Linked DNA regions of Homo sapiens: region 1 is linked to region 2. Evidence: chromatin loops called from intact Hi-C (ENCODE). Cell type or tissue: Calu3. All regions are shown on one strand. Each heading gives the region's core, and the rest is flanking DNA. Links, peaks and the distances in the headings are about the cores only. Region 1 has its middle 49 kb from the start of SLC5A7. Region 2 has its middle 32 kb from the start of LINC01885.

Evidence for each region. Hi-C counts contacts between places; a loop is a spot of excess contacts. Peaks named below come from ENCODE experiments on the same cell type or tissue, not always from the same donor. Only the 100,000 strongest peaks of a DNase experiment are listed, where the experiment ranks them.
Region 1: it touches region 2 in a loop (3-fold over the local background); 3 of 110 quality-filtered maps call a loop at or near these places.

Annotation. Positions count from the first base shown.
Region 1 is chr2:107,929,364-107,944,808 of GRCh38, forward strand. No RefSeq gene overlaps it. Among named protein-coding and RNA genes, the nearest start is that of SLC5A7, 49 kb to the right of the region's middle. In Calu3, for the core only: a CTCF peak has its summit at 7,585 (motif pointing right); a DNase peak (open chromatin) is centred at 7,608.
Region 2 is chr2:107,566,525-107,581,969 of GRCh38, forward strand. No RefSeq gene overlaps it. Among named protein-coding and RNA genes, the nearest start is that of LINC01885, 32 kb to the left of the region's middle. In Calu3, for the core only: no CTCF peak of the experiment used is centred there; a DNase peak (open chromatin) is centred at 6,537.

The DNA.
Region 1 (15,445 bases), core at 3,623-11,622, 360 kb after region 2:
TAAATACAGACATCCAAATTTCTAATAATCTCAGAAAACAGATAAGCAAAATGGATCTTTAAGACCTCTTTCAACTGTAATTTCATCAACATGTAAATTTTTATTAAATCTAAGATACAGTAAAAAGAGTCTAGTTTTAATAATTAGTTTAATTGGTTTCAAATTGTTTGTATGTTTGGCATAAAATTTTCAACTCAACAAATGGAAGGAAGCTAGATATAGCTTAGCATCCAGAGAACATTAGCTTTATCTTAGCTTTTTCTGCATTATCAATGACAAACATTTTTGAACATCAACTATACGTATATGAAGCACTGATCTAGGCATAGCAAGGATTAAGATAATAATACATCTGCATTCTAGGAATTCACATGCCAGCAGAGGAGACAAGCAGATGCAAAGCCATCTCAATAAGAGCAGAATGTGGGCTGAGTGTGGAACTAGTTTGGTAAAATTTTAAAATGGAAATTTTGTACTCATTTTACATTTTGCCCCAATAACAAATAGGTAATTTTAGATATAGAAGTGAGGAAAAAGTAAGAATACATGGGCTACCTGTAAATCTGCATATCATCCTTGAGATGAGAAAGCTTCAAAAGGCAATGGCATTTGCAGGGGCCGAAGTGCACCAGACTCAAAACCTGGACCTGAATTTGTGATTCGTGTCCCACTCTGCCACTTTCTACCCTGTGTAAGCTTAGCAAGGAAATTTAATCTCTCCAAGTCCCTGCTTCCTCATCTGTAAAATGTGGCTAGTGATTCCTACCTCAAAGCTATGCTAAAGATGAAATGAGATAATGCATTTTGAAACTGTCTTACAAATGTAAAGCTTTATATAAATGTTAGTTACACATACACATGAAGGGAGTCATAAAAAGAAGAATGTTGTTAAATATTGAATAACCTAAATACATCTGCAGAGAATATGTATCCTACGTGTAATGTAAATACTCTCAGGAATAAAATATTCATTAGTTTAATAAAAGCAATGAAATCTATGCCCTAGTATTCCTCCTCATTAGTAACCCCAGAAATGATACATGACTTTTGATTTGATATGATTCCATATAGGAGATAGTATGTTTAATCATCTACATTTTAAATTTCAGTTTTAGATTATTAGGATGGGGGAAAGGGTTTTTTTTTCAAATATGTTTCACATTTTTATAAACCTAGACATAGCCAATAAAACTACAAAGCTTCTAGCAAAGAAAACACATTTTCCGCTATGAGATCATAAAAATAAAATATTGATTACACTGGGTAGTATTTTAAATTAACTCACAGTGCTAGATTTAATCACATTTTATGATTATATGAATTACTGTTTCTCTTTGCTTGCTTTTTTTTTTCTCACTAAAGACTACACGTTTTAAAGTTTCTATCTATCATTTCTGCACAGAAGCCACAATTAGTTTACTTGTATTTTAAGTGAACTCCACCTCCTGTGCCTAAGAAAGATAACAGTATATCAAACCAATAAGCCACAGTGGTAGAGTCAACAGAAAATTCAAACCAGAATGGGTCAAACATGAAGGGATACATGGAGGACAGTTGTGTGGATCTGGCTATGGGTTCTGATTTATAATAATGGCTTACTCATTTCTGCAATGTACTAAATAGGCTTATGGCTTTTCATGGTTGAAATGAAAGGATTTGTTACATATTACTTGGAAAATGTAAAACATCTAGAAAGAGTATTAGGAATGCATACATTTGCTTTCTAGATCATAAAACCAACATAAATAATTTAGGCCAGACTGGAAAACTGTAACTCACTGTTCCCTAGCAAGGCCCATTGCTTATCCATATTTGATGGAACGTACATATTTAATGAAAGAGGAACAGTATTCCATTGCACACTGAAATGAAATGCTGGTTGTTCTGTAATTAAAGGGAAAGGAGAAAACACCAGGTTTGCTTTTCACAATTCAGCTTCCAGGTGGTGACTCTTGCCTGAGGGAGAGGCCTGCCATTTTCTCCTGCCTCAGTTCTTTCCATTTCCTCTTAAAGCTGAGAGGCAGAGGGCAGGAACCGTGTTCGCTTGCTCACAGTCTTTCTTTAAACAGAACTCTCTGCAGATATTTAAAGCCCATTCCAGATGTGTTTGCCTCACTACCCCAGGGAGATTAAAGAAGAGGCCCAGAGGACTTTTTAATCTATGGGCCAGTTTTGTATACTTTCGTAGAAGGCTTTGGCCTATATCTGAGACAGAACTGGGCAAGGCTTTGCAGTGCCGGGATGTGAAAGGAAAGAAGAGCACATTTCATCCAGACTACTCATTTCTGTATTCGCATAGAGAGAGACACACTGAGATCATGCATTTTGCCTGAGTTTGAACACAGAGAGAAGAGATGCACAGGGAGAAGCCTGAGAAACAAAGCAAAGAACAAGGAACATTGCTTTGTGGCTTGCTCATGCTCAGAATTTAACTGTCCAACATGTAGCCCTCTGGGTAAAAATGCCTATGTAGCCAGAAAGATCCCACAAACCTACAAAACCCCTAAAAAGTCATATGTCAAGGCTTGATGAATCATTTATACCTTGACATGTATTAACATAAGGCTGCTTGCTGTGTTTTAGGAGAAATGAGCTACAGAACAGATGAGTCTTTCTGGGAAAACTTACACAGATCCAGGGCAAGGAATAATACTCCAAAAAGAACAATCAGTGATCACAGTATATATTGGCTGGTATCCCAGTACTTACAGATCCGTACTGGGGACACAGGCCCTAGGAATGTGGGGTGGAAGGAGCTCTGATTGAAGGGGTCACAGAGTAAAACTTTAGAACCAACTCAATATACGTTTATTTCATACATAATGGCCTTCCTGTTACAATGCAGGCTATCAAATCAATATGTCTAAATGATTCAAGAGTAATGCAGACTGGAATATTGGATTGCAGAGGGCAAACCTAGAGCTATTAGGATGAGAGAGAGAGAGAGAGAGAGGGAGAGATATTTCTCTCTGTGGGTACCTAGGAGAGGAAAAGAAAGGAGATACATTGAAGAGAAATATCACCTTCTCAGAATCTTGCCTAAAGTCAACCATGTCACTACATTCAGAGTAAGTACAGTCATTGCTATTTATTTGTTTATTTTTTGAGAAACAGAGCCACCCTACCATTTTCAGATTCCTTTTCAGAGAGACAGAGGTGTAGGGACTGTTGAATGGGCAGGCTCATGGGCAGGCTCAGCGAAATAACAGAAGGGAACTCAAATCTCAGGCACAACTCTGTGGCCAGAAGCATTAAGATCTCTTTCTTTTTAAAATATAAAGATTGAGTCATCCACTCCCTAAAAGGGATAAGGGGGAGGATTTGGCTATGTAATTGGCACATTGCCACATTAGCTCATATGGTAGATGAACAGAACTATATGCTTTGATTCCTAGCAATGTTCATGGCTTAATGCCAACTTCAAAACTTTAAAAATGCTATTCTACTGTCCATAAGAGGAAATTTGGGAGACCAGTAAGGAATTGATTTTCTCGGGATATTTCCAGTGAAAACTCAGTTGAAAGGAGACGAGAAGAAACAAAATAATTATTTGTGAATGTCTTTAATTGACACAAAAACAGAAGACATCAAATTCAATCAGCAATCAACTCCTAGCCAATGAATGCATTTACTAAATTATCCGTAATACATTTATCCTCAAGATGAGGGCCTGGAAAAACAAGCATTCTAATTTGCTTCACCATTAGATTTGACATTTGGGCTCAAAGTTGTCTTTTAAAAGGTACAGAATACTAACCTACACAGATATTGAGTTTTCTGTGTAATTTCTGTCTTAGTTTCTTTGAAGCCTTTTCCTCTGCCTCCCTCTACTGATTCAAATGCAGCAAAGCAGAAGAAACCCAAGTAACTGGTTTGGCTAAAAGTTTAAATTGGAAGAAGAAAAAATACAGGGAACTCCAGGCTCCTCACGCTAAATGGCAAGGTAACTTGCTCGTCAGTCCTATATTTCTCTTAGTTTGGGCATTATCTTTATCTTCTGTTTTGTGCATTTTTTTTTTAGAATACCAATAATGAGATCTTTAGAAGTAGTGTAGAATAAATTGGGAATATCCAGTCAAGATACTACAGTAGAGCAACTATGATCAGCACTGGTCAAGCTTTTCGGAGACAGAGCTGGCTCTTCAGAACTGGGTGGTTTTTCCTAGGAATGCAGGAAACGTGATGCCTATGCCCCTCTAAAAGATCAAGGGAACGCAGAGAAGAGACGACACAATGTCAGGAAATCGTGGCCCCTGCTTTCTGCCAAGCTCCTCAAGATAAGGACAAATCTTACAGGAACAGAAGAAGCTGAACTACATGCCAATCACATTCAACAAGTTCCTATCAAATGTCTGAGCTACAAGTTGACAGAAAGGAAAAATGGAACACAAAAGCACTTGCATTATGCACTCATATTACATGTGAAGTGTGTGAGTGAGAGGACGGGTGAAAATGTCCACTTTAAATGACACTAGGAAGGCTTCACTAAAGACATGTTTACAAGCTCTCAATTATAAGCACCTTAAAAGGATGGGTTTCCCAGCACAGAATCAGAGATTACAGTGGCATCATGGAGATAAGGGTGGAGGTCTACAGCAAAACAAGACGGAAAAGCTTGCTAGGGGTAGAGATGTTGATAGCATCAAATAATATTTCAGTGTTATTTAATTACAGTTATCATGTGCCATGGCTTTACACATTAACTTTGTTTATAAACTGTGATAGTCTTCAAATTATTCAAGGGCATTCCGTGTTATACGTCCTGCCATACTGTCATTGAGAAACACCATGATTCTGATTTTTAGTACACTTTCACATTTACTTACGCACCATTTATCTGTCATATATATTGTACAGAGGCTTTCCTAAGCCTTCAGAAACAAATTAAAAGTGACCTTTACTACCAAGACATTCAGTCTAGCAGAGAAGTCACAAATATATTTCATTAATAGCAATACTATGTAATAAGATAGAAGATAAAAAGTAAACACAGTGGATATGAAAACACACAGAAGAGAAAACACAGGTGGAGAGGGAACAGCGGGGAAAAACACAGGGAGTTTCCCTAGATGAGGGACACATGAGCTACCCATCTGCCATAAGGTGCCCAGGAAAGACCTGAAGACATGAGTGAGACTTTATAGACTAGTCTCCAAGTCAGCCTCCAAGAATGGCAATAATTATAAGTTCAATAGTTCTGAATCTCACAGGATGCTAAGATCAGTATCTTCCATTGTTTCTGCATTCCTTTATCAAGTAAAATCTCATTGAGTGCTTACATGGAGCACTTTTTTTTTTTTAACTCTTTTAGGTCTCTTGAACACAGCAGGAAAACTGGAGAGTCAAGGTTATTACCCTCCAGGAGCTTCCAGCTGGGAGACAGGGAACAAACTAGTGGCTTACTGACCAGGGAGTTTGGCTTACAATAAGCCCTAGAAAATAGGGTGACATGTTAAAAGGTGAAAGGGACAGGGTGAGGGGAGCATGCAGAAGCTGGTCACAGACAGCTTCTTTGAGGCACTGATACGTGAGTTCAGAACTGAACATGAAGAAGGAGCAGGCAAGTAAAAAGTTGAGGTGGGACGGGAGGCATCCCCTGCAAAAGGTATGGCCAGGACAAGCACTGAGCCTGAAGGAGAGAAGGAAGGTCAGTGGGTGGAATGCATGGATTGTGGGGAGGTGCATCAGGAGAGATTGGAAAAGTAAGCAGGGCCAGAGGGGGATAAGGAGTTTGGGGTGTATTTTAAGTGCAGTGGAAGTGATTGAAGGAAGTTAATAAGTAGGAGACGACAAAGCCTGATTTACCTCTGAAGACAGCCACACTGGCTGGTGATAAGTGGAGAATGGACAGTCGGAGGAGAGGGCAAGAGTGAAAGCAGAGACCGGATCTGAGGCCGCTCGGGAGCTCCGGCTAAAGACAATGGTGGCTTAGACTAGAGAGATGACAGAGATGGAGAAAGTGAGGTCACAGAAGAGCAATATGGTGCAGATATGAGAGACAGAATGATTTTCAGTTGATTCCTGGGTATTTGGGAGATAACCTGGAGGGATAGTGGTATCTTTTACTGACCTTTGGTATTTTTTTTGAAAATTGATTCAAAAGGGATGATTAGAGAGTTAAAGTTTGACAGGAGGAAGGTGGGCAGCTTCTTATAGGCCAATGTGGTAACACAAGGAAATGTGTCTGTACAGGACCGGAGAGAGACCAGCAAATTCACAAAATTCTATGGGACCCACCCTCTGACAGCACTGTTTGTTCCCAGAGCATGGGATGGGCCTCCTTCTGCTCTCCCTGAGTCTGAGCTTGCGGTCTTCTTGGTGGCTTATGAAGGGAACACGCTGCTCCACCTGTTTCTAAGTGGGGCTGAGCAAAGGGGAAACAGTTCTTTAAAAGAGAGGGCTGGCCGGGCGCGGTGTGTCATGCTTGTAATCCCAGCACTTTGGGAGGCCAAGGCGGGCTGATCACGAGGTCCAGGAGATCGAGACCATCCTGGCTAACATGGTGAAATCCCATCTCTACTAAAAGAAAAAAAAAAAGAAAATTAGCTGAGCGTGGTGGTGCGTGCCTGTCATCCCAGCTACTCGGGAGGCTGAGGCAGGAGAATCTCTTGAACCCGAGATGCAGAGGTTTCGGTGAGTCGAGATCGCACCACTGCACTCCAGCCTGGTGACAGAGCGAGACTCCGTCCAAAAAAAAAAAAGTTGGGGGGGAGCTTACGCTTTTCATTAAATGTATACTTAAAATTTTAAAAATAGAAAACGATGGGCCAGGTGCGGTGGCTCATGCCCGTAATCCCAGCACTTTTGGAGGCCGAGGCGGGAGGATCATGAGGTCAGGAGATCCAGACCACGGTGAAACCCCGTCTCTATTAAAAATACAAAAAATTAGCCAGGCGTGGTGGCAGGCGCCTGTAGTCCCAGATACTCGGGAAGCTGAGGCAGGAAGATTGGCGTGAACCCGGGAGGTGGAGCTTGCGGTGAGCCGAGATCGCACCACTGCACTCCAGCCTGGGCGACAGAGCGAGACTCCGTCTCAAAAAAATAAATAAATAAATAAATAAAATAAAATAAAAAACTATGGATTTACAATCTTTTAAAACCTAGAGATCTGCTAGGCCTTCTAACTCATTTTTTTATAAATGAGAAAATACAGACCAAGAGACAATAAGTGATTTGCTAAATTCATACTGTGTTGCTGTTACTAAGAGAGCTTGTGGCCTTATCTGACAGTTGATGCTGAAGTATTTTCTTCATACCTCTGAGTCTCTCAAGTCAATTTCAAGTAGTGCTCAAGACTTTGCTAATCTACAAAGCCAGATCACATGATTTGAGACAGAATGGGAAAAACCTTCTTTTCCTTTATACACCCAACGATGCCAACCTGGGGTAGTTGTTTGTGATGGCCTTGCTTTCATTAAAAATAGACTATACAAAAGCTAAGCAATAAAATTTAAAATAAATATAATAAAATTATGTCAAGATTTAAACTTATCTTCACATAATTAAGTGGAACCACCCAGGACCTTTGATTTAGTAAACAGTAGTAAAATATTTTATCTTTCCCAAATCTTAACCTGTTTTCATTAATTATGTGGGTTCACCAGCAGAGGGCGACGTGATACCTTTTTTCTTTTTTGCCCCCTCCCCCAACAAACAATTTAAAACAAGTGGCTAGAAAATCAGAATCCCCTTGATTACATCCTATTGATAATTCACTATTCATAGGAGCAATTAGGGATTCTCTTAATGTCAGCAGAGTATACTTGTTCATTCTTTGGGGTAAGGATATGAGACTGGGTGATCTGGAGGACTTGCTGAGAGCTGGTAGGAATTTGAAGCTGTTTCCATGAATGTTTCTGCTGTGTGAGTTAACGAACTCGAGCTAGCATGGCAAGGTCATGTTATTTAATGTGAAAATTCTTACAAATAATGTTTCACAATTAACATTAAAAAGCTTGTTTTTGAAAAGGATCTGATTTTTGTTTCACAGACTAAAACTGGGAGTTTCATCTTCAATCAAGCTGGAAGACCCAAGACTATTATTTTGTTTGATATTTGGTCAAAGCAAATTAGTTAAATAAATTTTATCTGCTTCCAGCCTACGTTTAATTGGTAAATTTGAACTTTTTGAATGCAGTGTGTATTCGTATTGTCTCTTTGAAGAGTAAACTATTGTAAATCTGTAAGTGATCTTACTTCCTGAACTCTATTTTGTTTCTCAAGGCATTTAATGGTGATTAACAACTTCATATGTCTAATTTATTTTATTTAGGGAAACGTTGTGGTCTTCAAATTTTAATGAAAGTTTTATGTTCTATATGATGTTGTGTTGATGGATATTTGACATTATGCCTTCGCTAAAACCCATAAAACTGTACAACAAAAAGAGTAAACCCTAAGGTGACTTGTAGACTTTAGTTAATAATGTATCAATATCAGTTTATTAATTCAGACAAATGTACCACACTAAGGCAAGTTAATAACAGGGGAAAATGGGAATGTTCTCTACAATCTGCTTAATTTTTCTGTAAACCCAGTACTGCTCTACAGAGAAAGGAGGAACTAGAATGAGATTCCTATATCCTCCTTCTCCCTCCAAGGGAGGGAGAGACTGGTAGTTCCTGCCCACTCTTCCTGGGCAGAGCCTTTGCAGCATGGAGGCTTAGAGAATTTGCAGTCTGCTGCTGATTGTGTTTTAGTCAGTATTTCTGATTTAGGAGGTTGGTGGGGAGGCCCTAGAATTTGCATTCCTAACAAGTTCTGAGGTGATGTTTCAAATATGTCCAGGCAAAAAAGACCCCTCACAGAGATTTCTACAATATGGCATGTGAGTGAAGCCACACATATCTCAAACTTCAAGCCTAAAAACAAAAGACAGAAACCCAAACACCAGAGTGAACAAAGAACGTCTCAGAATGTCTGTGGGGACCAGTGATGCAAGGGATTGACATCTCCCTCTTCTCTTCATCTTGGCACTTCAGAAATCTCCCCAGCTTCGACACCGCCCTGGGGATGGGGCAGGACCTCTCATTGTTAAGCTATTGTCACTGCAGGCTAATGGGGACTTCAAATAGAACTAAGGTACAATTCCAGAAAAAAAAAATCTATTTGTGGCCGGGTGCAGTGGGACACGCCTATAATCCCAGCACTTTGGGAGGCCGAGGTGGGTGGATCATCTGAGGTCAGGAGTTCAAGACGACCCTGGCCAACATGGTGAAACCCTGTCTCTACTAAAATACGAAAATTAGCTGGGCATGATGGCAGGTGCCTGTAATCCCAGCAACTCGAGAGGCTGAGAAGGGAGAATCTATTGAACCCAGGAGATGGTGGTTGCCGTAGCCAAGATGGTGCCACTGCACCCGAGCCTGGGTGGCTGAGTGAGACTCCGTCTCAAAAAAAAAAAAAAAATCTATTTGTTACACACACATAAATTAAAGTTTTTTTAAAACTCTTTGTTCACCAAAATTAAGATGCAAAAAAAGTCATGACAGGCCAAAACAGAAATTCAGTCTTCGTAGGTTTGTGATATATTGGGCTTTTCATGTTTAAATAAATTCATTTGTGTTCAAGCATAAAGATGGGTACAATAATTGTCTACAAAGTGATATTTATCAATTTCAATACCGAAATTGGTCAGGGACAATGACAAGAACTTCATGATATAAACAAAAAGGCCCTGGATAGTTTTTGCTAGTCCCTTTTTTTATAGGTTGTTCTTATGCAGAGGGTTTTTATTATCACATCCTTATAAATAGTTGTATGCTATTCCTCAAGACAAGAGTCCACTTACTTCCATTCCGACAATGCTAGCTAACATAATTCATTAGCCAGAACTGTTCAATTTTATCACTATAGCAGAGAAAAAAAATGGTTATATTAATAATTTTAAGCCAGCATTTCTAAACATATAAGGATGTTTCTGGTGCATGCCTTATATGCAAAACTCATAATCCTCACAAAACTTTACAGGTGGGACACAGTAAAAACTAAAGCTTGAAGTTCTATTTAAACATTTGCAGATGGATTTTATGTTGCTCTATTCAAATTGATGTGAATACATTTTTTCTACTGTCTATTTATTTCCTGGTGGGGCTAGACATGTTTCTCTGTCAAAAGTAAATTGTCTTCTCTAGCTTCAGATTTCTTATATCAGGAGTATTCTATGAATGTAGTGACAAATTTTACAGAGAAAGTGACAAAAGAGATTTGTAAGACCCTGCCCATCATTATTCAGGATCTCCATTGTCCTTTCAGCTTCAGCCATCAGAGAAAGTTGAATGAACAAACGATACCCCCAGACAACCTTACCAAGTCATCTGTAGACTTACAGTCAAGTTTTAGTGCAGTTCACCCTAATTCACAACCAACAGGTATGGGCAGCTTTTCCCATGAATAAACTATAAGAACCCCTGTACAAACTTCAGCCCAGAGACCTGGGAGCAGCATCAGTGTATGATGCTCTTGAACCTCATGCTCTTGAACCATCAAATATCTTGTCAGGTACTGTTAAAGACAAGAAGAAAAAAAATTGCAGTTAAAGCTCCACGGAATTAACCACTGGGTTCATATTTCTCAGTTAAAAGCATATGACACAGCCATTTCCCGGGTTCCCAGGCCTCTGGGATATATATATACTCTCTGAGTATTTTTAAGAAGCAGATGACAGCATGAAAGAGAAAAATTCCCAAGACTTTCCCACACTCTAGATATGAGTGAGCTTTTGCTACAACATTTGGATCAGGGTGTAGAGTGCAGGAGCCAGTGGCATTCTCTGTTGTGGCATTCTCCTCCTTCTTTTCCAGCTGTCTTGTACCCTCACTGCTAGTGTCATATTCTAATTGTTCATTATCAGGGATGGAAACTTTAATATACCTTTTTTAATTCTGATGCTTGGTTTCTAAGGCTAATTCCCAATATTTTGACACTTGACTCACAGGAAGAAAACACAAGTAAGCTTGGAGACCCAGAGAACGTGCCACACTGTGGGTTGCTTGGGAACTCACATGGAGGCTATGATGAGGGAAAAATAAGAGAGAGGCTGAGGGGTGTATTTTGTGGCACCTTGATTCTTGTCTTTATCTGCATTAAGATGGTCACATACACCCCTATTCTTCACCATTTTTATTGCATCTGGAAAATTGAAAACAAAAACAACATATCAATTTTTTCTGATGCTATTCCCAAACTTCACTGAAATCAGACCTCTTCTCAGAGAGAGTTCTGACCTGTGCCCAGAAATTTTGAAAAAAATCCATTAAATGTTATTTTTTGCACTTTTAATGTGTCTCCAATCAAGCTCTTTACTCCATTGAGCATTTTGATTGTGTGACGTTTTTGACTTCCAACTATAAGCTTTCCTTTAATAAAAAATACTGGGTTGCAAGAAAACAGCTTTAAAAAGATGTGTATGGAGGTCTCTAAAGCTTTGTGGTTTCTATAATAACAAACATAATTCATTCAGTTCCCACTGCATAGCAACCTCTGTACTAAGGACTATATGTTTACTATCTAATTCAATCTTCAAAACATTATTTTGAAGTAAGATGATGAAACTGGGGCTGAAAGAGACTAAATAATGTACCCTAGGTTAAGGCATTGGTCAGTGGGAATAGGACCTATCTACGAGATACTAAATATCATTGATGCTAGAGACATATCTAAGATTTGTCTTTTTGTTAAGAAGACACATACCTACACTCTAAGCATCACTTTATCTATTGTAAAATTAGATTGTGAATGCAGACATTATTGCTTCAGCTCAGAAGTCAACAAAAACCTCTGTTGTAGGTATGAACACTATCTTCTGTGAAGTAGCTTACTTTCTGTGAAATTGGGTAGACTACGCAATATTGCCATAGTCTGACGGAAACATTAATAGCCCTCCCTGAGCAGTCTTTATGGGCCACTATTAATTATGTGAGTTGCTGGGTACAGTTATACTCAAGAGCAATTGCCTTACTATTGCAATGCACAAGTAAATAAGTTCCATTTCTTAAACTGACATCCTCTGTAATCTTGCCCCTTCTTTCCTCAAGCCTCATGTATCTCTTCTAAAGCTAAGTTGTACTTTACCGTTTGGCAAATTTTTTAGGTTAAGAATCAGATAGCAAATATCTTGGACTTGGTGGGTCATAGATCTCTGTTGCAATTTTTCACCTTTGCAGTTGTAACATCAAAGCAGCTATAGGTAATACATAAACAAATGAGCATCACTGTTTTCAGTAAAACTGTATTTGCAAACATATGCAGGGGGCTGGATTTGATCTGTACACTAGTAGTTTGCCAACTCCAGTTCTAAATATACATTAAATGACCTTAGATGAATTAAAACTTATAAAACACAGAACAGAGCCAGATACACAGTAGTTCTATATAAGTTAACAAAATAAAATAAACATAAAACAAAAACAGATATATGCAATTCTCTAAATATATCATGCTCTCTTCTGTTCCCTTGTTTTTGCCCATGTAACTCCTTTTTCCTATAATTTTCTCTCCTCTTGTACTTGAACACCTTTATGACCCTCAAGATTCTACTTGATGTTGACCTACAACTTCAAGACACCCCTCTGTTCTATATTCCTAGTTTGGGTTGATATGCCTGCCCATCCACTCTCACAGTACCTTGTACCTGCCCGAAAGACAGTCCTCCCAATTTGGTATGGAAATTCTTGCCCTGATGTGATATTTGGCTCTCTATCAGACAGCAAGCTCAGTGAAGGCAAGGAGTTTGCCCTTCCACTCAAGTTCCTCAATTTTTTTTAACAGGCAATGCTTACTAATTGTTTTTTTGAAAATCACTGAATGAATAAAATTTTTTGAATGAATAAACTCATTTTTTTTCAGAGGCAAAAGTAACTAAATGTATTATCTAAATGAAAAGTTATAAGTCTTTTCTTCCAATTTATTGTCATTTATTGCTGAGATCAGCTCGGTCATGGAGACCCTAACCCAGCGGCGCTAGAGGAATTAAAGACACATACACACAGAAATATAGAGTGTGGAGTGGAAAGTCAGGAGGCTGACAGCCTTCAGAGCTGAGAGCCACAAATGGAGTTTTACCCACGTATTTATTGACAGCAAGCCAGTGATAAGCATTGTTTCTATATATTATAGATTAACTAAAAGCATTCCTTATGGGAAACAAAGGGATGGGCTGAAACAAAGGGATGGGCCCTGGCTAGTTATCTGTAGCAGGAACAAGTCCTTAAGGCACAGATCACTCATGCTATTGTTTGTAGTTTAAGAACGCCTTAATGGAGCTTGTAGTGAGCTGAGATCATGCTACTGCACTCCAGCCTGGGCGACAGAGTGAGACTCCTTCTCAAAAAAAAAAAAAAAAGAAAGAAAGAAAAAGAACACCTTAAGCAGTTTTCCACCCTGGGTAGGCCAGGTGTTCCTTGCCCTCATTCCAGTAAACCCATAACCTTCAGTGTGGCCATCATGGTCATCATGAACATGTCACAGTGCTGTAAAGATTTTGTTTATGGCCAGTTTTGGGGCCAGTTTATGGCCAGATTTGGGGGCCTGTTCCCAACATGTTCCCCCTTTTGGTTTTTGCAAGCAAAGGTGGCTTTATCATGGTGAGCTACTGCTCACGGAGTTGGGATCCACATCTGCAGACTATACAAAGACAAACAACAGAGATTAAAAGCACAATCATCATTGAAGTCACAGAGCTTCCAAGTGTTTTTATCTATTTTAATGGGTTAATAGCTGCTAATCTGTCTGCAGCTCCTTCAAGCACTCTAGTCCCTGACATTAAGGTCAGGTGTGCCTGGGATGCTTTAAATATTTGTTATTTTAATTTTGCAATATCCAAAGACAAGTTTGTAGAGTGTCCTTCTAGATGCTTTTTTATTCTTTCCCAAATTTTGATCTTATTAAGAGCTATTAATAATTTCCACAAATCCTTATGCTTAGCTCCTAGAGCGGGCCATATCATTTGAGGTTGAGGTGCCACTATACCGCCATGTTTCCAGATAATAGGAACTCTTGTCATATTTCTTACCATTTCTACCATCTAACCATTTTGTTTAGACCAGCTGAACATAGCATGGTCATGGCATGCAGACTGAGAGGTGTAATTCAAGTTAAACCTCCCCTTTGGGCACCTATCAATAATGATTCCATAGGAATCATTGTGCAGCACCTCTGCCTGTTCTGCAATACAATCTTCCCAAACAAGTATGTTCAGTTTTTCTGGCCAGGTCCAATTCTGTTTACAAATAGGTTTTTGAGGGTGGTATGCCTCAATTATTGGAGCGGATTTATTATGGTAAATACTGAGATCAGAAAGCATGTGCAACCGTGTCATAGAATGATTACATCCAGGCATTATTGCCAGCCAAAATTGATACATATACCCAATAAGTATACTTGTTCTCTGTGTCAGCCCTTATTGAAGGAATACTCACGGCAGTGGTGATCACCGCTATCATAGCTATCATTAAATTACTCATTGTGACTGGCTGTCCTGCTTTCCTCAGGTTTTCTTCTGCCATCTGCAACAGCTTCTTGATCTGCCCCCAGGTAGGTGGGTGTGTTTGACAGGTGTTGCTTGTGACAGTTGGGATCCTCCTCAACATCAGTCTCAACATGGCTGCAACTGGTGGGTCTTTGGGATCCTCCCAAAACCTCTTCCTGGGTATCTGGCTCATAGTAAGGTTTCAGGTGTCTTGATGGTATCCAAATTGGCTGCTGGTTCTGTCCTGGAGAAACACAAGCATAACCTCTACCCCAAGTTATTATTTTATCTATTTCCCAAATTTTTGTTATCGGATCTCTCCACCAAACCAGTTGTTGTGCTTCTGTCTTTGAAGCTGGTTTCTGTAGATGCTGTTCAGCTGCTGAAAACATCTGGCCTTTAGGCAGGCTCAAGAAATTTAAAGTCAATAATGCTAGATTCAATTGCGTATGGGGTGTCCCGAAGTCTCTGTTTCCCCCTTTTTGCTTTTGCAACTGCTGTTTCAGGGAGAGATTCATTCTTTCCACTGTGGCTTGTCCTTGAGAATTATATGGGATACCAGTAATGTGTTTAATATTCCATACAGAGAAAAATGTAGCTAGCGCTTGGCTAGTATAGCCTGGGGCATTGTCCGTTTTAATAGAAGCTGGAATGCCCCTCACCACAAAACACTGCAAAAGGTGACGTTTAACACAGGCAGAAGACTCTCCTGATTGGCATGTACCCCAAAGTGAGAAAAGGTGTCCACACATACATATACATAAGCTAGTCTCCCAAACGAGGGAACATGTGTGACATCCATTTGCCAAAGAGAATTAGGTTCCAATCCTTGAGGATTAACCTCTCTTGTAAAAGATGAGGAATGCACCATTTGGCAAGTAGGTCATCGCTAGATAATAGCTTTAGCTGCTTTCCAGGTAATGCTGTATCTGCGTTTGAGACCAGAGGCATTAATATGGGTTAAATTGTGAAAGTGTC
Region 2 (15,445 bases), core at 3,130-11,129:
ATGAGAATGAAGAACGATTTGAATAACATTTAGGATCTTGAAAAGATAGAGACTGACGCCTGACTAGCTGTGTACAAACAGAAGAGCTGGATAGATGATTGTAACATTAGTCAACACAGGGAGCAAACGAATTTTTGTTATTGGGGATCGAAATGGTGAGATGGAATAGATTCACTTTTATACCAATGGATTTTGAGCTATAAATTTGGCACAAGAGATAGAATAGAGGTAGAGACACAGCTTTAAGAGCCATTAGTATATAAGTGGTATTTAAAGCCAGAGAGTAGAAGAGATGACTAAGGAGCTACAGAAAAGAGTGGATGATGGAACCCTGGAGAGATAAATGCGAATTTTCAGGAAGATGATGGAGACTTGGAGGAAAGGAAAAAGAAAAAAATGATGTCACAACATCTAAAAAAGGTCAAAGATAGGAGGATTAACAGCTTCAAATATGCAAAAAGGCTATGAATAATGATTGAACATGTTCATGCTGTTAAGTCTCATAGAAGTCAGCGGAGAGCTTTGCAAAAGTCATTCCTGTAGTGTTGAGAGGAAGCACCAAAATTCCATGTTTTCAGAAATCAATAGATGTTGAAACATTGGAATCAGTCAATATACCAAATCCTTTGAATAATTTTAGCTATTAAAAGAAGAGACCAGATCGCAATTAAAATAAACACATGCACATCATGAGTGATTTTTTTAAAGATGTGAAATAAGCTTGTAATATAAAGAAAAACCAGAGGTGATGGAAAGTAGAGACATGGGAAGCAAAATGAATAACTGATGGACTGAGCGATTTCCAGAGCATAATCAGGTATCATAATTGCAATTTATGATTGACAGGTGGAGAAAACTCTCTAAGATAGGATAGAGGGTGGTAAGAATGGGTCATGTAGATCTATTTGGAAGTGAGCAGATAAGGATATGACAAACTGAGTGAATTTACAGTCCCTGTTTTCTCTATAATAGATTAGGTGAGGATTAATGTTTAAGAAAGAATTGGGTAGCAGGATTGCATAGGGAATGGGAAGGACTTTGGCTGATGTTTATAACAATAAACCTACAGTATCCAATCAACATGGCCTGAAATTAGCCACTCTAATTTGAGAGTCAAATAAATATTCTAAGAGAGGACATAAGGCAATTATTTTTATTTTAGCATGTCTTCTTTACATTTGATATTCTTTCATACTTTGAGAGGATAGTTATTCAACATGTATTATGTACTTAGTGTTCTATTAGTTCCTGGACACATATATATATATATATATATTTTTAAGCACACTTTCACAGGCACTCTACAATATCATTAGTTTCACAAATATCACTTTCACAGGGATTCTACAATATCATTAGTTTCATAAATATCACTTTTGATGGTGTATTGTCCTTCATCAACACTCCTGGTAATATCCATAGTCACTTCAAGATAATGCAAAGCACCCAAATCTTTGTTAGAACAAAACACAAAATGTGTTTTAAAGTGTCATCTCAGCATCCAGTTTCTTGACTTATTTATTTTGGAATAATCAGAGCTCCCTCTCCGCCACAGTGACTGAGGTGGTGATGAAACCCTGACACAATGTAATACTCTGTACTCATGTAGAACCTTTGTTTTTGGATTTAGAGTGCCAGTGTATCTCCTTGGAAGAAATGTGGGGCCAGATTCATTATGCAGTGACTTTCATGATAATGGAGTAGCTACTCCACACTCTGGAATGAACATGACTTGGATAAGTAGGTGAAATAAGGGTGTCTTTAATAGTAGAAGCTCAAATAAGGCAGACAATGCTAGCCACAGCATCCCAAATCAAAGTGAGGGTGTGAGTCTTCCAGGCAATTAGACTACAGATCTCCATTCTGGAAACAACAAAGATCATGGTGAAAAATGAGTCATGGTGGATGGGTAGCACCAGTTCTCAGGAGAGCCCCTTAGCTTGTGGGTTGTTTCTAAGTCATCAAGGTACTTAGTTTTCACAGGTGCATAAATGCATTGTGTGTGGCCCTGGGGGCTGGCACCACTTACCCCTAAATTCCACAGTGACATTAAATATGTACTCCCCGGGGACTGTGGGTGAGCTTAGGGTAGTGGTATCAATAAGCCTGTCTCATTTCTCCTGGTAGCAAGAAAAGATGATTTTCCTAGGTTAAGCATGCCACTCAGTGATCCTAGAACTTACACAGTGGCTGGCCTCTCTGTGACACCTTTTAGTTCTCCTTTGCTCTCTTGGCAACCATAAAGCAGAGTGTGTGCAGGGACCTAGGGCTGGGTCCTGGTTTTATGTAGCATCCATGAGTAAGGGAGGACAAGACATGAAGCTGGATGGTAAAAACATAATGGGGAATTCCAAGTGGTACTTTCATCCTTATCCAAAGGCCTTTGGGTTAAAAGACATGAGTAGCTTCTAGTTTCTGGTGCAGTTTAAGTAGAATGCTCCTTATGTAGAACTAAATCCAGTGCTGCGTGTGTCCACAGCATCCCTTGGAACTGGTAAGACACCACACAGGCTGTGTTCTGGGGCATGGGGTAGACAAACTTGTCTGGAAGAGGACAATCTCACTCAGCTTCCTGGCAAACTCAAGGTAAGGACACTGTTCACTTGGGGTTCCCCTGGCCATCCCAGTTTCCTTTTCCAACAGCAAATGTCCCTGGAAGTGGCTACTTTGCCATCCTGATTCTGAGAGGAGGGGATATGTGAAGACCCACAATCCGGAGTCTCAGGCGAAAGAGTAATTCTCTTTTTAACACTATCCTCCAGATGGGTGCCTTGCCTCTCTCCTTCCCACAGGCTGCCATCCTTTCCCTTCAACATTGCATCATGCCTTCCTACCAGCCCCTGATGCCTGCCCTTGTAGAATCCTTGCAGGACCCAGGATTCAAGTTATGGACAGTCTCCAAATCCAGGGCCTGCAGCCCCACAAAAGCCCAGAGAGTAAAAAGCAAAGTGCCAGCTTCTTACCGAGGGAGACTTTCTGCCCTCACAGGGTCATTCCCCATGCTAGATCCTCCTGGGCTGGTGTCCTATATGCCCCTTCTTTGTGCACTTGACCTTGCCCTGTTTCCCTAATGTGCTGTGTTCATGCTGTGTTCTGTCTCAGACTCCCTCTGCCTGGATCATGCAGGCTCCTCTGTGCTGAAGATAAGCAACACTACTTTGTAAATTGGTGCTAAGCTGAGCTGCCCTTTCCCAGGCTATATTTGACCCCTTTCAGGTTAGCGCCTTCCCTAGAGAAAGCTAACTAAGTGTTTTGACTTAAAAGATCTCCTGCTGGGTCACAGGCCAAATAGTAGTGAGTAAAAGTAAGCAAAAGCTAGTGAATAGTGTTAAAAAGATTTTTCAACTATTCTGCTTAATTGTGTTTAAAAGGTCTGGCAGTTCTTTCCCCACAAGAATCTGTAAAGTGAATGAACCACCCATTAGTGGTCAGTTGCTGTGGGCAGGGGTTGGGGGAGCTGTTTCACTGCATCAAATACGTAGGCCAAGGGCAGATGCTCTAAAAACGTGAAATACAATAGAATAAAATAAATTTGTATAAATAGAATTATAAAAATATGTAACTCTAAAAAATGAAAATAAATATATACATAAAATAATATGTGTACATACATAAATAAAAAGTCAACCACTTTTCAGCACACACAACTGAAAGTACTATTTGAGTCTAAAAGGCCGCTGTGAAACCTTTGGCAGAGTAAAGAAAACTTGTTTAAAATTCCTGGTAGAAACACTTAAAAATATGTTGGAAACTAGAGGACAAGGAGAAGATCTAAGTTAAGGAAGAAGAAGACAGTTGCATTGCAGATCCCGAGTTACGGGCTGTGGGCTTTCTCTTGCAGCATGGAGGGCCCTTCTCCCGGATGGTGCTGTGAGTGTCCACATGGTTCACCGCTGGGGAGCCCATTCTGTTGAAAGAATCCATATCTGTCAGGATTGCTCGGTGGCCCTACTCACAAGGTATCTTTTCCCCAAAGTTTCCAGGTCTACTTGATTTCACGTCAAAGTGGCATTGCTTCTGTGGGGTGCCTTCTGACACCAACAAGCAAGTCCCCATCCCTCCAGGCACCAACTGAATATCCAACGATGTGTTCAATCTGGACACTACCCAGAATACACATCAAACTCCACAGGTTGAAGGGCTCCATTCCCAGATGTCTGACTCTGTTTCACATGCTAGTCACAAGTACCTGGCCACTCACACTTCTGAATGACTGACTATATATCGGGATTCCCATAATCCCTTGCTCAGTTTTGATCATTTACTAGAGTGTCTCACAAAACTCAGAAAGACATTTTACTGATTTATGAAAAAGGATACAGATAAACAGGTATATAGGGTAAGGTCCAGAAAAGACCTGGGCACAAGAGCTTCTGTCCTTGTGGAGTTGGGGTGGCCCACTCTCCTAGCAAGTAACTGTGTTCACCTATTTGAAAGCTCTTCAAATCTTGTTATTCAGTAATTTTGATAGTTTAATCGCCAGCCTTCTGCTCCTTCCTGGAGGTAAATGGGTGGGGCTGAAACTTCTGGCTCATTCTGGTGACCAGCCTTATCCTGAGGCAATTTAGGGGCCCAACTCTGAGTCACACTATTAGTATAAATTATAACATCACACCTCAGGTGTGATCCAAAGGGGAACCTTAGGAATAATTAGACTTTCCTGTCACTCAGGAAATTCCAAGGGTTGTAGGAGATCTGTACCAAGAACCCTGGACAAAGACCAAATATATTTCTTTTTATGCCCCAGCATCTATAGTGCCTTCTTGCAGAGCATGGTGTGAGGGTGGGCAGAGGGACAGGCTTCCTGGGCAATAGCCAAATCCTATGCCTTACCATGCTTGGACAAGCAGTGTCCGGGGCACACTTGTAGAAATGGGAACACTGATCAGATCAAGATTATTTATTATAAGTAAATTGGAGAGTGACATGCTATAAGCATGATCTTGCTTCTTAAATTTTAACCATAAGTACCTGCTTTAATAAACAAAAAGGTAACGGTCAGCTTTTAGTAAGGCCGGCAGCCTCCATGGTTATATCATTCTTTTCAGGCCTTTCATAAAGATAAACTTGAAAAAATCAGTTTGCTAAGGAGGCAGCATTAAAAGTTTTTTAAATGCCACTTCAAAACTTCAGTTGTTAAGCTTTTAAAACTGCAGGCATAATTAATAAGAAAATGTAAGGACATTCTATTTTATAAGATTTTAAGATATGTTCCTCAGACAAAAGCTTCCTGAAGTATAAAAAATACACATATTCACTTTGGAATGCTTCTAGCCTCACGTCAAGGTTGTTTGATTTCTAGAAGTTTCCTGTCATTAACAATAAAACACTGAATCCTTCTAAGAGGGGTTACTGAAGGAGTTCTTAAGGTATTGGGTCTTAATTTGATTGTGTTTTCTATTGCAGAACATACTCAAGGTCAAGCTCCTGTTAATAGGTTTTAAAATCTCTTCTACCCACTTAACTCTGAAACATTAGCCTGAATGACTACACTCCTTAAGAATATTTGCATCGGTTTACTATGGCTAACTGGATTCTTCTTTGCTCTGAACAAAAGACCTGAGACAGTCCTGTAGGCGCTCCTCATGCAGGCAGCTTTGGCTGTCCTCCGATACAGAGACTTGCCTCTCTCCAAAAGCAACTGCAGCAAAAACCTTGCTGAGAGGAGTCTTGTGGGTAGGAGAAAGTGGGGCAGAATGTCACTGGTTATGATTTAGGAGTGATGTAAAGGAAAGGAACTGTAGATAAAATGTGTGGGGCTTTCTGGAACAGGCTCTCCCTGCTTTCTCTCCCTGAACTGGAGGAGGTGATCCTGAGATGTTGACTCCCAGCCCCTGACCCTGTGTTTAAAATCCTACAGGTGTCCCACGTTGCTGAGAGAAAACAGGACACAAGCTCCCGGGCACACGCTTAGCAGATGTGGAGCCAGGACGAGGTGCTGGGCTGCCCATAACGCTACACACACTTTTGACAGAAAAAGAGTGCCTTTCTATTTTAAATTTAAAGGTGTGCCAGCCTAACACACAGCCTCATCTTGGCCTCTGCGCCCTGCATGCAGTTCACAAAGCCCACTGTTGGCCACAGGCACAGTATCCTCAAATGTTAAAATGGCCTGAATGACTAAAAATAAATATATTCTCTAAAACTGGAACATGGAAAGTGTGTGGGAGGCAGTTTGCCCTTGAAGATTTTGTGGAAGGACTTTAGGGGATGTGGGCAGCAAGCCACCCAGGCACGGAGGCAAGAGACAGAGGACATGAGCTGTTCCAATATAATAAAATATAAAACAAGAATAGTTATACCAGATATAGATCTTAGATATGATTATGTATGAATATCATTAATCATTAGTTTGTAGCAATTACTTTTTATTCCAATATTATGATAATCCTCGCTCTATAATCATAGCCTAGGAAAAACCAGGCCATACAGAGATAGGAGCTGAGGGGACATAGTGAGGTGTGACCAGAAGACAAGAGTGCAAGCCTTCTGTTATGCCCAGACAGGGCCACCAGAGGGCTCCTTGGTCTAGTGATGACGCCAAAGTCTGGGAAGACGCCCGTTACCAGGCGGATCGTAGTCCAGCGGTAGCAAAAGGTGTCAAGGAACAACACGCGCTACTTAGTAGACGGGGAAGGTGGGGGGGGTCTCCCTTTCCCCGGGGGAGTTTAGAGAAGACTCTGCTCCTCCACCTCTTGTGGAGGGCCTGACATCAGTCAGGCTCACCCGCAGTTATCTGGAGGCCTAACCGTCTCCCTGTGATGCTGTGCTTCAGTGGTCACACTCCTAGTCTGCCTTCATGTTCCATCCTGTACACTTGGCTCTGCCTTCTAGATAGCAGTAGTAAATTAGTGAAAATACTAATAGTCCCTGATATGCAGAAATAATGGCATAAGCTGTCTTTCTCTCTGTCTCCTCTCCCTCTCTGCCTCGGTTGCCAGGCAGGGAAGGGCCCCCTGTCCAGTGGACACGTGACCGACGTAACCTTACCTATCATTGGAGGTGACTCACATTCTTTACCCTGCCCCTTCTGCCTTGTATCCAATAAATAACAGCGCAGCCAGACATTCGAGGCCACTACCGGTCTCCGTGCATTGGTGGTAGTGGTCCCCTGGGCCCAGCTGCCTTTTCTCTTATCTCTTTGCCTTGTGTCTTTATTTCTACACTCTCTCGTCACGGCACACAGAGAGAGACCCCCCGAACCTGTGGGGCTGGTCCCTACAAGGGGATTTTAGAGATTGGTTTTGAAGATGACAAAGACTTCTTCACTGACTTGTGTGACAACAGCATCCTAGACTCAAGGTCAGCAAATGTAAAAGAGGGAAAACGAAATCTAATCTGTACTGACTTGAACCATTAGAAATGACCAGCTTTGTAGATCGAAGACAGTCAAATATTGGCAATTTCACATGGCTCGGCTCATCAGAAGAGTGATTTAGGTTATAGATTATAGTGATGTAGGCCAGACCAAAAATGAGGAACATCTCAGTCAAACCCAGCACTGTGAGGTGTTGGCAGGAAATGAGAATGTTCCTGGGGGCAGTGGAGACAGGCTGGGCTCCTCCCCAGACAGTTTTTGTTTCAGGAAGAGTGGCAGAAAAGAGAAAACTTACTAAAGCTCTGAGGGATATGATTTTCAGGAAATTCTCCCTCTAAGTGCTGTGTAATGTCCCTGGGGTTACAGCTATTTGGAAACTGAGGATTTACCTTCAATCTTTAACAAGCAATCGAATTTAGCATGGGAATTCACCCTGATTTGGAAGTGATGATTTGGAAGTGATAAGAAGGTTCCAATGTAAGTGTTTGTTTGTTTTTTCTGAGATGGAGTCTCGCTGTGTCCCCCAGGCTGGAGTGCAGTGGTGCCATCTCTGCTCACTGCAAGCTCCGCCTCCCGGGTTCATGCCATTCTCCCGCCTCAGCCTCCCAGGTAGCTAGGACTACAGGCGCCCGCCACTACGCCCAGCTAATTTTGTGTGTGTGTGTTTTTTTTTTTTTTGAGACGGAGTCTCGCTCTGTCGTCCAGGACAGACTGCAGTGGTGCTATCTCGGCTCACTGCAAGCTCCGCCTCCCGGGTTCATGCCATTCTCCTGCCTCAGCCTCCTGAGTAACTGGGACTACAGGCGACCACCACCACGCCCGGGTAATTTTTTGTATTTTTAGTAGAGACGGGGTTTCACCGTGTTAGCCAGGATGGTCTCGATCTCCTGACCTCGTGATCTGCCTGCCTCGGCCTCCCAAAGTGCTGGGATTACAGGCGTGAGCCACCGCACCTGGCCAAGTGTTTGTTTGTTTGTTTGTTTTCCTTTGGGGTAACTGCATATGGAAAGGTGACATTTCTGATTGCATCTCTACCAAACAAGTTCAGGTGGCTGCCATCCCCACACTTGAGGGGCCCATGCTGTGCTGCCAGTGGGCCAGTGAGCTTCTACATGCCCACAAATGAGAAAATAAGCAGACCAGTTCTGCAGCAGCTGCCGGCCTGCTGGGTACTGAGAAGACCCGTTAAGTAGGGTCCCACAGTAGGATTCTATTTTACTCATTATAAATTCATAGTACGTGGGGCTTACTGTGCTTTCATGCTGATGCTAGCTGTCTGTTGGTCAGAGCTTTTTAACTCTGCTCCATTGCCTTCGTGGTGCAGCCTAACTGCAGGCCACTGCTTGTTATGACAGGGTTTTCTGTTTGTTTGTTTTTAAAGCAAAACGCAGCCTCAGTAACTACAAAGTAAGTTTTTAAACCAGCCTATTCTTGCATGTGTCATGGTTATCAGTTAAATGTCGTTTCTTTTCTTTCAGAAGCTAGTTATTGACTTTACAAATCTTAGAAAATATTTACTAATGAAACCAGTATAAACAGTGCCGTAAGGGTTTGAAGCGTCCTTCAGTATTCATTTCACCTTCTGGCATGAGGGTCCAATCATTCACTCTAAAATCAGATGGCCAAGGTGTAAACCCGGGTGAAGCACTTTATAGCTCTAAGCCTCAGTTTTCTCATAAGTCAATGGGAATAATAATATGTACTTAAATAAATATTTGATAAAAGTGATATGAGAGTGGGGTAGGGAAGTGCTGGGTAGAGAAAGGTGGGTCCCTGGCTAAGACTCCACCCTCGGGCCAGTGCCCACAGACCTAGATGAGGACAGGCACTTCTGCTTTCACACCCAAATGTTGCATTTTCCAAGACTACCTTGGCCCGCCATGCCCCTATCCTGGGCCTGTAAAAACCCGAGACCCTAGCAGGCAGACACACAAGCGGCTGGACATCAAGAGGACATTGAGGGGAGCATGCCAGTGGAAGAGCACACAGACAGACGCCAGCAGGCCATCAACCAGCAGAACTATATGGAGTTTGGCTGGGGCAGTTGGAGGATAGCCGAGGTCAACGAGCAGCCTGACTCCAGGGGAAACCCATCTCCCTTCTGGCTTCCCCATCTGCTGAGAGCTACTTCCACTCAATAAAACCTTGCACTCATTTTCTAAGGCCACGTGTGATCTGATTCTTCTGGTACATGAAGGCAAGCACCCAGGATACAGAAAGCCCACTGTCCTTATGACAAGGTAGAGGGTCTAATTGAGCTGGTTAACACAAGCCACCTATAAACAGCTAAACTAAAAGAGTGCCATGTAACACACGCCCACTGGGGCTTCAGGAGCTGTAAACATCCACCCCTAGACACCGCCATGTGGTTAGAGCCCCACAGCCTGCCTGTCTGTATGCTCCCCTAGAGGTTTGAGCAGCGGGGCACTGAAGAAGTGAGCCACTCTCCCTGTCACATGCCCTGCGAGGGGGACAAGGGAACCTTTCCCGTTTCAAGGGTACTAAATGATAGACTTCAATAAACAGCACTCAGTAAATGCTAGCTATCATTACCACTATTATAATCATTATTGCTATTATTAATCCTGATTCCAAAAGAACTTCCCTATAAATTCCAGTTTATATATTGCTGTGGAATCTCAGCTAAGTGGATTCTTTTTCACAGTACAGTACCATCAGAGGTGGGTGACTAGTAATTGTGACAGTGACTTACTCCCACTAACATTATGTGGGCAGCAGCAATGCACGGAGGACAGAATAAAACATCTCACTGTCTCCAGAACCTTTCAACTAACACTAAAACAATTCATCTGTCCACCAAGTGTTATTACATAGTGTTTGATTTTGGTCTCTGGTATTTTTAATTTTTAATGGTAAAGAATTCTGCTAATAATGTGATTTCACTATCTTGCGCTTTTTGTTTGGTATAGTTTCCTTGCTAGAATCCATAGCGATGAAAACCTCTAACCTCAAGAGTAGAAATAGAAACAAAGAGAAATAATTTTCCTTGGTCGGCTCTCTACATGGATGGCAGAACACCAGATACCTGTTTAAAAACCAGTGATGCCTCCTGAGGTCTAGCAGAAGGAAGAGAGACAGGAGGAAAGAAGACAAGCTCAGTGTCTGAATATCTCCTTTTGTTAAATCCTCCACTGTCATTTAATTATGATCAAACTAGCTGGCATTAAACTTCAAAATAAAGCAGAATCACACAGCTTCTTTAATTTGGCACTTAGATGCTCCAGGGACCGCACAACTCTGACGTCCGCAGAGCTGGTAAGCCTGCGCCATGCCTTGCTGGCTTTTCCTGTGACCTGTAGCGTTTCTATTGTGCTTCCTGACCTCCAGGTCTGTAATCCAGGTGCCCTCCTTTGTCTCTGTTCTGACCAGCTCAGCCCCTAAGCCTCAGTGAGACAGTGGGGACTAAAGGCATCTAAAACTGAAGCTGCTTTCAGTAGTTGATCATCTTACCTACTTCACTGAACTTGATTTATTTTAGCAGAATCTGTCTTCATTTTTTTCTACTCAGCATGAAGCATTTGAATTTCACCCCTCACCTCTTTCAGTCCTATTTTTTAATATATTTCCTGATTATTATAATGCTTATCATCCATTGCTTTTTGACAAGGTGACTCTTGAACCATCCCCAGTGGAAAGGAGCGTGGTCCCTATTTTAGAAATCCCTGGAGTCAAGGCTATTTGAGGAGCCCTTTCAAGAGACTAAAAAGTTGTCCCACTAGGAAAAAAAATTTTTCTCCAGTCTGAGTTCTGAATACTTTAAATGCTACTGATTATTCCTCCAAATTGAGAGCTTCTCCTGCATATTTGAAATATATTAGTTCATTCAACAAATAATGAGCGATCACAGCAAACAATTTAGTCCTGGAATTCAGCTTCCAATTGTTTTCCTTTTCTGCCCAAATTTCAATATCTTAATTAGAGTTGCCAGAGTTACCAAATAAAAATACTGGAATGCCCAGTTAAATTTGATTTTCAAATAAACATCAAATAAAAGTGAAGTAGAAGTATGTCCCGTGCAGTATTTGGAATATATTGCTATTAAACAATTATCTAAATGTATCACTTTAACTGATCATCCTGTGTTTTACCAGGCAACCTGTAATATTTTTGATCACCTTAAAACCAAATTTGAATGTTTTTCCAGACTAAACCTTAATCCACATTTACATCAAGAAATAATTTTTGTTTGAACCACTTTCACCTTCCCACTAACCCAGATTTAAAATTGTTTTCTTGCTAGTTCTTTAATTATTTCTCACCTGGAACTTAAAAACAACAGATATCTTTTTGTTTTTTACAAACTGACTTATGAATGTGATTCAGCATAGAAAAGACAAATTCATCCTGTTCATTTAAAATATGTTCAGTCTTTGAGTATCTGCCTTCAATTCCTGTTGGTTTCTAACTTGACCTTTTTCTAGTTGTGTGGGGTAAATAGCAGAAGTACGTAACAGTGAAAAATGAATAGAGGAAAATGTGAAGTTAAATGTAAGGCAGATTCATACAGTACTTTCATTCGTCCATCACTATTCTTCTATGAGATTCCTATGGTCTGATATAGTGAACCCAGGATCAAAGTGAGTTACTGAGCATTGATATAGTGAACCTGGGATCAAAGTGAGTTATTGAGCATCTTTGGGAAAATGCAAATTAGAGCGGGCAAACTGATTTTAGCACTTCAGATATACTAAATTAACTAGTACAATAAACTGCAGGAAAAAAAAGGTAGTTTTTCCCCCTTGGTTTATAACACTTAGTAGTAGCTTGTCATTCAACTGCACATTAGGTCATTTGCTGGGATATCTTTCTGCAGTGAATGATAAGCATAGCTAGTATTTAACCAAAGGCAAACTCATTTTCAAGAAGACAATCTTAAAACTACCGTGAAATACTTGGGAATAATGAAATAAAAATGATTTTCATAGATCTTTTATTTTATTGGAAGAAAATATCATTTAAGGAATATTTGAGAGTTGCTTCTAACACATCCACTATTTATATACAGGCACATATGTAAACAGACCGAAAGGGTCAGACATCAACAATCGCCATTTCCTCTTGACTTTGTGTGATGTCATTTAAGGTGGACCTTCTCTCTAATCTATTAGATTATAAAAAATGAACAGCATAGGCCTAGAAAATGTTGTTAAGGGTCAAGAAAGACTCAACGTTCTCATTAGCAAGAGCCTGTGAAAATATGAGAAAACTTCATCAGTGAGACACCTGGGCTACCAAGTACACAATTAGGAAGGACTTCTGTTATTGTATTTTCCTGAAAAGTTTTTGAAAAGTAGTTCATAATTTATTTTCCAGTATCTATTTTGGTCTCTTAATTAAGCGGGGAGATGCACTGGGTAGGAGAGAGCTGTCTAAACGTTTTCTTCAAACTCCATTTACAGCAGAGCAGCTTTTCAGAAGGCTGTTTGTGAGAACAAATACAACAGACTTTACAGTGGACAAATCTTGGTCGTGGTGTCTTTTGAAGGATGACTCAGCATAGGAAGACATTGTTAGAAAAATTGCTCCTTTCACAGTTATGGATAAGCAATTATTCTATTGAGTACATTATTAAAACAATAGCTTCATTTAATATGTTTCATAACTTACTGGAAAATTTTCCTTTAAAAAGCAACTCTATTGTTAAGGGATGAGTTTTCTAGGATAAAAGTTTTACTCCTGCTAAGGCAGTAACAAATAAAGAATCCAAGGACAACAAATCTGAACACAAACAGAAAAAGTATTGCACACTTATCTACATTTTTTCAATGTCATTGTGTGACTCCATGCCTCAATCATCTTAGCAGATGAATTCTTTTTGAAGAGACTGGATTGTGTGACCTGATTTGAGTATTAGTCTCTATGTTTAATAGCTGTTACTACCAGAAATGTCTCAACTCAAAGCAAAATATTGCATATTTTCATGTAGCCTGATTTCAATTTAATTTAATACAAGAACTGCATGCTTGCAGCGGGGGCTAGTACTATACCAGGTAGGGAAAATAGAGGTTGTAAGAGAGCGGAGATGACAGCACTACATGGAAGAAGATATACAGAGGTAATTAATGAGTATAATTAAATTGCAACATGCTCTAGGGCACAGGGAGAAATTATGATATTATTGCCCATAGCTCCTATTATATCATATTTGAGGAGAGTAAATCCTCAGATGATCCTTAAAGGAAGACTTACAGTCATCAGAAAGCACTTTAGAAAGGTGATTTAGGAGGGAAGATCAGGTGGTGAGGCTGGGGAAGAGTTGTTCACCATCTTCCATATTGGATGAGTGCTAAGTTGCTGCAATGAGCTCTTCAAAGTCAGGGACCTAACTTCTTCTCCTTTAGCCCAGTGCCTGACATCAGTAGGTGCACAATATGTATTTTTTTATACGAATGCATGGTGTAATCTGGGCCCCATTTCTATGAAGAGGACTGTTTAAAAGTTCATTCCTTTGAGTCAAGTCTTTGGCAACTTCAAGATATCCTTCTAAAATAAAGGCAGGACATCCTTTTGATTCTTCTCAGCATTCCATGTTTGATTGGGTATTAGTCTGCTTGCATATCTCTGGTAGAGCATAGGAAGAAAGGGGCAGGCTGTGGTTTCATGTTTTGCTGTATGCTTTTCTCATCTTCACAAAAAAACCTTGTAATACAGGCATTTTAATCTCCATTTTACAAATCAGAAATTAGTGGCTCAGAGATGTTAAATAAGTTGCCCATGACCATGGAGCTAGTAAATGATAAATCCAGGGAGTGATCATAAGCCTGTTTTGGCAGCTGTTATGCTTTTACTTTTTCCGTACTGCCTAGCACAAACCTGGCCTAGAGAGAGGTCTGGATGGGTATTTGAAAATCCCGTTGGTTGAGAATAGTCTAAAAGAGAATCGCAAGGTGTTTTAACCCAAAATCTGGCCATTGGTTTGCTCTCAACACCCACGTTTTGGCTGAATTAGTAGCCTACTAAAGCAGAGGGACTAGCAGAGGGCTTTGAAAGGCAAGCTCAGCTTCTTCTTCATGTTGCTTCAGGTTGGAGCTACTTGATACACATGCAAAACAAATACATTTCACCAAGGATGGCAGAAAATCTCATAGATTCTTTAGGCCCCAATGTTTCTGATGAGATGTTGGTCTCACACATACTAGGTCTCCAATCTTACACAGGGAGCATCAATGCCCCCGTTTTTCTCATATGTTAAATGGATTATAAAACAACAACACCTGAGATGATAGCTGGAATCCACCATAATAATGTATGTGATTATGCTTTATTATGTAAAGTGTTCCAGAAGTGTAAGGTGTTACTAATTACAACAAGAAATTTATCTGAACTAAATAACATCAGAATCGGGAAGCATGTCACCATATTTGTAGTTTTCTTCCAAAGAGACAGCCGAGCTTTGGGTGTCCTCTAGAAGGCCAATTCATTTTGAAAATGAGTAAGAGTTTTCCAGGCAGAAATGATCAACTCTTAACTTTCATCTAGAAGAGACTGAAAATACATATTCAGTAGTACTGAAGAGAAAAAAATTTTATTCAGGCCCTTCCCTTTTATAGACCCAAAAACTACCAAGCCGTTTCAATACCACTGGCTTCAAACTAACATTACACCAAGGTGTAAGGATTTTATTACATTGCTTTGAGTCGACATTTTCATCTGTATCTCAAAAATCCCTAATTCCATTTCTTCTCTAGACTCTCAAATGCACCCTGCAGCAGGCATGTGACCACCCACAGAGCTTTTGTTTATTACCTTGGATTTTAACTGAATTAGAATTCATGATCCTTACAGTCATTGAGGATCTTTTGGCAAGTCGATGTAAAATGCATTTAGATAATGACTGTGCTGTTCTGATGTTGGTTAGCTATTCATATAAGATGCAATTATTGTGTTTACTTCTTCATGCGATGAAAACCATTAATGGCAGCATCCAGTCATTAAGATAGGATATTACAGAAATTTTGAGATTATTTTCTGTTGCTGTTTTTTCATTCAGGTTTTAACACTCAGGGGAAAATGGAGCAGTGCTATTGATTCCTCCTCTTACAGGAGTCACCATAAACAAGTTCAAATTCCAATCTGTCAATATATTTCTCCCTATGAAAAGTTTCT